Regions from separate parts of the Mus musculus genome. Here region 1 is linked to region 2. The links are chromatin contacts, found by Hi-C or POLR2A ChIA-PET in ENCODE. All regions are on one chromosome and are shown on one strand. Each heading gives the region's core, a stretch centred on a gene start or an enhancer-like site at or near the end of the contact. The rest is flanking DNA. Distances are from core to core; before and after follow the strand shown. Region 1 holds the start of Usp38 (ubiquitin specific peptidase 38). Region 2 holds the start of Gab1 (growth factor receptor bound protein 2-associated protein 1).

Evidence for each region. A loop is a pair of places that touch in the nucleus more often than their neighbours do. ChIA-PET counts read pairs that join two places held with the same protein, here RNA polymerase II (POLR2A).
Region 1: POLR2A ChIA-PET joins it to region 2 with 11 read pairs in Patski. The contact joins the promoter of Usp38 here to the promoter of Gab1 in region 2. A Hi-C loop is called at or near these places in 1 of 37 maps with a recorded cell type or tissue (mouse trophoblast stem cell). POLR2A ChIA-PET finds 5 or more read pairs at or near these places in 4 of 5 experiments (Patski and embryonic stem cell).

Annotation. Positions count from the first base shown.
Region 1 is chr8:81,013,529-81,017,219 of GRCm38, reverse strand. Usp38 (ubiquitin specific peptidase 38) reads left to right here and starts at 2,314. Exons shown (of 10, transcript NM_027554.2): 1 at 2,314-3,465. The coding sequence starts at 2,784.
Region 2 is chr8:80,879,208-80,882,930 of GRCm38, reverse strand. Gab1 (growth factor receptor bound protein 2-associated protein 1) reads left to right here and starts at 2,452. Exons shown (of 10, transcript NM_021356.2): 1 at 2,452-3,399. The coding sequence starts at 3,328.

The DNA.
Region 1 (3,691 bases), core at 1,065-3,564, 130 kb before region 2:
TAAAGGAACTTTAGGAGTATGCCATTGGAGGTTGCCTCTTTTAACTTGGAATAATGCCCCTGAGATCTGGTAAGTGGGTATGCCTATCAAGCCTGTTGCATTTTCTTGTTGATGTTTTCAATGAACCAGTTTATTCATCCAATTTAACCATTCCATTGATTACCATTATTGTTGACTATTACACATAAACCTCCTGTAAACATCTGTGTATGATTATTTTTGTTTTACTATAAGTTCTCATTTCTTCTGGGCTCTTCCAAAGGGCTGCCATCACTTCTCCAGTTCTGCCCTCTGTAGCACTCTAAACTCAGGTTGATGTATTTCACTGCTACTGCTGTTCTTGGCAATCATCCTATGATACTAGCATCTACAACACACTGGGGTCTTCTGCTGCAGCTAGGCTTCACCAATAGCCTCTCATAGGTTCTCTTCATGGTTCAACTTCTTTGCATGACTCAGTTCTGGGCCATCAACTACAACTGGGGTGGCACCTTCACCAATGGCCATCCATGGCCTTGCACAGTGCTAAGCCTCAGCTGCTCTTTCTGATCACTTCACGCCTTCAAAACCACCTGGGTGACCCTTACACATTACCACGTAGAGCTGCAGCTCGAGATCTAGCCTTGGCTATCTCTGGAACACAGTTTCTTTGTGCTCTCAGAAAACACTTCCCAGAAGATTTCACTTCAGTGACGCTGGTCTCTTCGTAATCACCACTAATTTCTTAGCTCCAGCTACCAGCATCAATTGTCCCAGTAATCCCTTCTTTAAAGCCAGAGCCACATGGCCAAAGCTGCCAAGTTCTGCTGCTTGCTGAAGCTGGAATGTGTCCTCCCACCTCCACCATGTTCTATTATCAGCTTTCTGTTTTCTAACTCCCTCTCTGCCTAAGTTTGGGTTTCCTGAAATGAACTCAGAGACCTACATGGCTGTCTCTTGTAATGCTGGAACTAAAGGCATGTACCACCAGGCCTGGAGTTAAGCTCTTCACCTAGAACCTGCTTGTCCCAGGCTGGCCTTGAACTCAGAGATCTGCTTGGCCTTATCTCCATGGATTAAAGGTGTATGCCACTATGCCTGGGTCTAAATTTAGCTGAGAAGGATCTTGCTTATACACTGAACACTGAATACAAAAGCTCACTATTTTTTATTTTTTCCAGACATGGTTTCTCTGTGTAGCCCTGGCTGTCCTGGAACTCACTCTGTAGACCAGGCTGGCCTCGAACTCAGAAATCCACTTGCCTCTGCCTCCCAAGTGCTGGGATTAAAAGCGAGCACCACCACCACCCGCTAAAAAATCTATTCTTACAACAACCTTGTTTTGAATCACCACTAAATATATGAGCCACCAGTACTCTCTCTACATTAGCAATTGTTTCAGAGGAAAAACCCAGCCATTTAAGGCATTGGAGTATGTCTGGGCCTAACAAGGTCTTTAGAAAGATTTCCCCCAAAGCTTGGTTTGTTTGTTTGTTTGTTTTCTTATACTTTCCTCCATTCCTCAACTAGTGCTCTTCTCGCGTTTCCAAAATTTTCTCAGACACAAGATTTTAAACAATTAATAGCACTTCCTCGAATTGTCTTCATAAGCAACATGTCTCAGACTATGACATAGTAAAAGTTCCTCCATTTTGTCTCAGGTGGAGCCATCTTTGGTTTACCCGGAAACTGACACCATCATTCCCTGATGAAAGTGAAAAGTCCTGTACCCCAACTCTGTCCTAGAAACTCGGGGAAATGCCTCAGGCAACTGCACGTTTTGGGCTTCTAGTAAGCTGCTTGCTTACTTTATTTCCCTGCCAACGGCAAACAAGGAAGTAGTGTTTCCGTGTTCTCTGCCTTTTACAGCTCCCTGCACAGTGCGTTCTTCCGGCTGCTCTGAGAGAAGGGTTTCCCCCCGGCAGTCGCCGGCGGCTCAGTATAGACTCTCGGTTCGCTCGCGCTGAGTGGTCTCTGAGTTTCTAACCCTCACCACTGACGGAATCCACGTCCGGCGACAAGAACCTCAGAGCTCAGAGTAGGCTCCCTGAGCAGCGCCTCCGGAAGTCCGCCAGTGACGTACCACACAGTCTCCAGTGACGTGAGAGTGGCCGCGTGACTCACTCCGTGCCTCTGCGCCTGCGCGCCAGGGAAGGGGGCGCGGCCTATCGGGGGAGGAGCTACATGGAGAAGGGGGAGGGGCGGGGCCAGCAGGAAATGGGTCGAACGTAGCCGGGAAAGGACCGGAAAAAAGTGGGCGGGGCGAGGGCGGACCTATCCGCTGTACCTCGGAGCTTCACTTCCTATTCGCCAGTATTTCTGCTTCCGGGTTCAGGGTGTTCCGCGCCTCCGGCTCCTCTCCTTGGCAGATCGAGGTACTCGCATTGACAGTGCCTCCTGACTCAACCCAGGGCGACTTTTAACTGCCCACCCGCGGGAGCCGGGGCTCCGCACTGACCCGGGACACGAAGGCGCTCCTCACCTTCCAGCTCAGCCTGGAGGGTCCCTGCGCCCGGAGGCTGGGAGAGGTCGCGGGCCCAGCGAGGCAGCCTTATGCGGACCTCCGGCCCCTGAGGCGGACCGCGGGGACCCGCAGCCTTTCGGCGTCCCAGAATCGCTCGCTCCCGTCCCGGCTCGGATGGGCCTTCCCACTCGATAAATGTGGCTGCTGAGGCGGCGGTGGCGGTGGCCGGTCCTGCTGCTGGTTGGCTCCAAGTTCCTCCCCGCCGGGGCGCTTTGCTGCCCCCCGGGGCTGCCGCTGCCAGCTCTTTATCCCCAGGGCCTGGCCTTGCAGAGTGGCGACGATGGACAAGATTCTGGAAGGCCTGGTGAGCTCCTCGCACCCGCTGCCCCTCAAGCGGATGATTGTGCGGAAGGTGGTGGAGTTCGCGGAGCATTGGCTCGACGAGGCGCAGTGCGAGGCCATGTTTGACCTGACGACCCGCCTCATCCTGGAGGGCCAGGACCCTTTCCAGCGACAAGTGGGCCACCAGGTGCTGGAGGCCTACGCGCGGTACCACCGGCCGGAGTTCGAGTCCTTCTTCAACAAGACTTTCGTGTTGGGCCTCCTTCAGCAGGGCTACCACTCAGTGGACAGGAAGGACGTCGCCATCCTGGACTACATTCACAACGGCCTGAAGCTGATTATGAGCTGCCCGTCGGTGCTGGATCTCTTCAGCCTGCTCCAGGTGGAGGTCCTGCGAATGGTTTGCGAGAGGCCGGAGCCAGTGCTCTGTGCCCGGCTGAGCGACCTCCTGACCGATTTCGTGCAGTGCGTCCCCAAAGGGAAACTGTCAGTTACCTTCTGTCAACAGCTGGTTCGAACGATAGGTCATTTCCAGTGCGTGTCCACTCAGGAGAAGGAACTACGGGAGTATGTCTCCCAGGTAACGAAAGTGAGTACCTTACTACAGAATATTTGGAAGGCTGAGCCCTCCACGCTGCTACCTTCTCTGCAAGAAGTTTTTGCAAGCATCTCTTCCACAGGTAAGGGTCATTATTTCAGAAAAGTGTGTCTTGGAAATTCAACACGTGTGTCTCATCAACACAGTGCGCTTTTTTCCCCCCCGGAAGCATTCTCTTTGGGGGTACTGAAAGAGGCCAGGTAGCCTATTTTATTAGAGTAACTCCTCCAGTAAGAGACGTTCTTGATGGAGAGCAAAACTAAATACCCTTATGCAAAATGTTACTCCTCTTCACTGCCTTGTTCAGA
Region 2 (3,723 bases), core at 1,203-3,702:
CCTCTTGAAGGGTGAATTCTCCAACATATGCCTAAATATTTATATATTTTTCTTCCATAAAATGTATCAACTAAATTATAGACATTTGGAGGTTAATTACCTGTAATATTTTTTTCTTTCCAAGATAGAGGAGGAGAGAACGTGTCTACCCTTCCTCACTATGGTATTCCAGTATCAGACATTCTGTAAACATTTGCTGTGGAATAAAACTCAGCCCATTTATATATAATAGCATTTCCCAGAATGCCAATTATTTACTTATTTATTCATTTATTTTTTTTGGAGAGGTTCTCACACTGCCTCAGCCATCTACATGCTAACATCAGAAGCATGCGCCATCACACTGCAAATCTTATAATGCACATACATAAATATGATTCAATACATGATGTGAAAGTGGTATAATTTAAATATAATATATAATTTTTTATATAATAATGTGTGGTGGTTTGAATATGTATAGTCCCCATAGACTCATGTGTTTGAATGCTTAGTCCATAAGGAGTGGCACTATTAGGAGGCGTGGCCTTGTTGGAGGAAGTATGTGCGTGTTTGGAGCGGGAGGGCTTTGAAATTTCCTATGTTCAAGCTATGCCTGGTGTGTCACTCAGTCTCCTTTTGCTGCTTGTGCAATATGTGGAGGCATATCTCATGGGCTCAAGCATAAATCTTAGGCAATACTTTTAAAAATTATTCATTTTATGTGTATGTGTGTATGTGTGTTTTGCTTACATGTATGCCTGTGATCCATGTGCATGCCTGATACCTATGGAGACTGGAAAAGGATAGCTGACCTTCTGGGACCATAGAGGTTTAAGAGTAAAATCCAGATTCTCTGCAAGAGCAGCCAGTGTTCTTCACCCAGAGCCATTTGCCAGGTCTTAATGCAACACTTTAAATTCATCTTCTTTTTTGGAGATTGGTTCTTATACTCTATCAAGCTTAGGCTGACCTAGAACTCACAATAATCCTCCTGCCTCAGTTTCCCAAGTGCTGGGGTTGCAGGTGTAAGTTTCTAACTGCAGGTGTAGATTTTTGTATATAGAAATGGAATAAGTGAAACTTATTTGGGAAAAAAGCTCTATTTGAAATTCCAAAAGTTAAATAATACAAGATAGATTACACTTTTCCATTTCAAAAGCACTTTATGGCAAAAACAAAGGGCACTGTCTCTTCTTATATGCAAGGGCTTTTGTCTTATTATTAACTTAGCATCTACTTTTCTTTTCTTTCTTTAATTTCTTCACTCCTGCCTCCATGTCTCTCTCTAGTCTTTCTTTCCCTCCCCCTCCCCTACCTACCTTGGCAGGCCTGGGATTACAGGGGTTCTGCCAGGCAGGGCTCCCAGCACCTTTTCCTCTTTACGACCCCCAAGGTTTCAGACTCAGAACACACATTTATTAGGAGAGCCCCAAACTCATGCTTCTCAGAAATGCTTGTTTATCTATTTGTATTTTCACACAAACTCCCTTTTTGAGACAGGGCCTCTTTATGTAGTCCTGGTCGCCTTAGAACTCACTTTGTGGACAAAACTGGCCTTAAACTCACAGAAATCTGCCTGCCTCGGCCTCCCAAGCGCTGGAATTAAAGACATGCATCACCATGCCCAACTCTTTAAAATTTTTGTCTGATTATATTGCCTTCTAAAATTTGTTCCAAGGCTTTGTTTCAAACACACCCGTAAAGAAGAGTCTGTTACAAGACTGTGTCAAACTCAGCCCAGATATAATAACTGTAAAACACACAAAAAGGCAAATAGAATTAGGGTACCCAGAATGATTTCTTTTCCTGTCCAACATCCTAGCGCAGGTTTTAAACAAACACAACGCCAACTGGAAGAAACAGCCCATGAGTGGAAGCAGTGTGAGACTTTATCCTGTCTTAGAGATACACGCAGCTGAACGCTTTGTGGAGGCTAAGCGGTAGCATCACTCGGTAGAACAGCTCCTGGGTCAGGCCCTAGGCACCCAGGAGGTCCCCCACCCCCTTGGTCTCTGGGTGCACAGTGAGGGTCCTAGCGCGCTCCTGGTCCGGGAGACGCAGTCCTTCAGTCTCTCGAGCAGCCAGGACCCGCTTGAGTGAGTTCTCCTCCTGGCTGGGTTATTTTTTCAGACTGTCAAGTAGGGAAATCCTTCCGAAAACTCTGGATCGCGAAGGCACAGCCGAGTACAAACTCCTGACCCTGGGGGTTGTCAAGATGGCAAACTCAGTCGGAGCTGGCGAGAGTGCCCGGCACTCCCGCTCTCACACTGGGGTGGCGCTGCGTTCCCGGAGACCGCCGCCTTCCATAGCGCGCGGGCCCGGGGCGGCGGGGCGGCGAGGACCCCAGCGCGCCTGCTGACTACAGATCCCAGGGTGCCTCTGCCATCTCGCTCCCTCCCAGCGCCGGCCCCGCCTCCCCAGCCCTTGTTGTTTTGGCTGGAAGCGCTCCGGAGGAGTTTCAGAGAAAGTCTGGGCTGAAGCTAGAGGCGACCGATCGTGGGAAGGGGAGGCAGAAAGGCTAGGAGGAGGAGGGCCGGGGCCCAGGCCGCGCCTCCCCGAACCCGCCGCGCGCCCCCGGGGTGGGGGAGGAGCGCAGGGGACAGGACAGAGGGGTCCCTCCCCGAAGCAGAGCCGCCCTGCGCCTCGTCCCTGTGCTGATCCCCGCCCTCATCCGAGGCTGGAGCGCAGACCCACCCTCCCACCGCGGACCCGCGACCTCCCCGACGCCCGGCGACGCCCTGACCCTCGCTGCTGGTCCGCGAACTCCCTAGGCTGATCAGGACCTGCCCCTGTGCCGGCTGCCACCCGGACGCCGCACGCCTTCCCAGGCGCCCTTTTCCGAGCAGAGGGAAAGAGAAGATCGAGCCCCTCTCAGTGTGAATGCGCCAACGGGCGGAGCGGAGCGGAGCGGACACCGCGCGCGGGCATTGTGTGTGCGCGTGCAGCGTGGGGTCCGCAGCGGGGAGCACCCGCGGGAGGTCCCGTTTCCAAGGGGCGGAGCGCAGGGCTTCCAGTTCTGGGCTCCCTGTCCGGACAGAGTCCCAGCGGAGCCCGACCGCTGCCTAGGCGGCGGGACGGCGCGCCTGGCGGCCAGGAGGGCGCACTGAAAGAAGGTCGGCGAGCCCTGGTCCCCGCGGTTCCCGATCGAGTTCCTCTTCAGTCCGCGAATCTGCGGGAGAGGTTCGATCGCCGACACAGGGCGCGGGGAGCCGGGCCGCCCCGTCGGGGGAATCTGAGACGTCCTCTGGGCTGCGTTTGACTGCCGTGCCCGCCGTGCACGGAGCGCGTCCACTGTGTCCACCGACCCCTTTGGTGTCTGGTCCTCGAGTCCTCACGGCGTGCACCATGAGCGGCGGCGAAGTGGTTTGCTCGGGATGGCTCCGCAAGTCGCCCCCGGAGAAGAAGTTGAAGCGTTATGTAAGTACAGGTCAGGTCACCGTCTGCCCCGCTGCAGCAGCCTGCGCGCCCGGTTGGCTCTTCCACGAATCCCGCCCTCCTTTTCCTCGATCCGTCTCTCGGCCGGCGGGCTCCGGACCGGGTGCGGTCCACTCCCACCCTGACGTCCACTCGGCGGCCAAACTTTCTCCCTCCATATTGCAGACTGCCTCCCTTGTAGGCCTCGTTGCCTGTTAGAGAAGCCCAGTTTTCCAGCTCAAAACTGGCTGCATACTTTGGTTGTTGTTATTTCCATTTAGCAAGGGTGGAGTGAAACAGGGAGAAAGAGCCTTCTTTTATTATCTG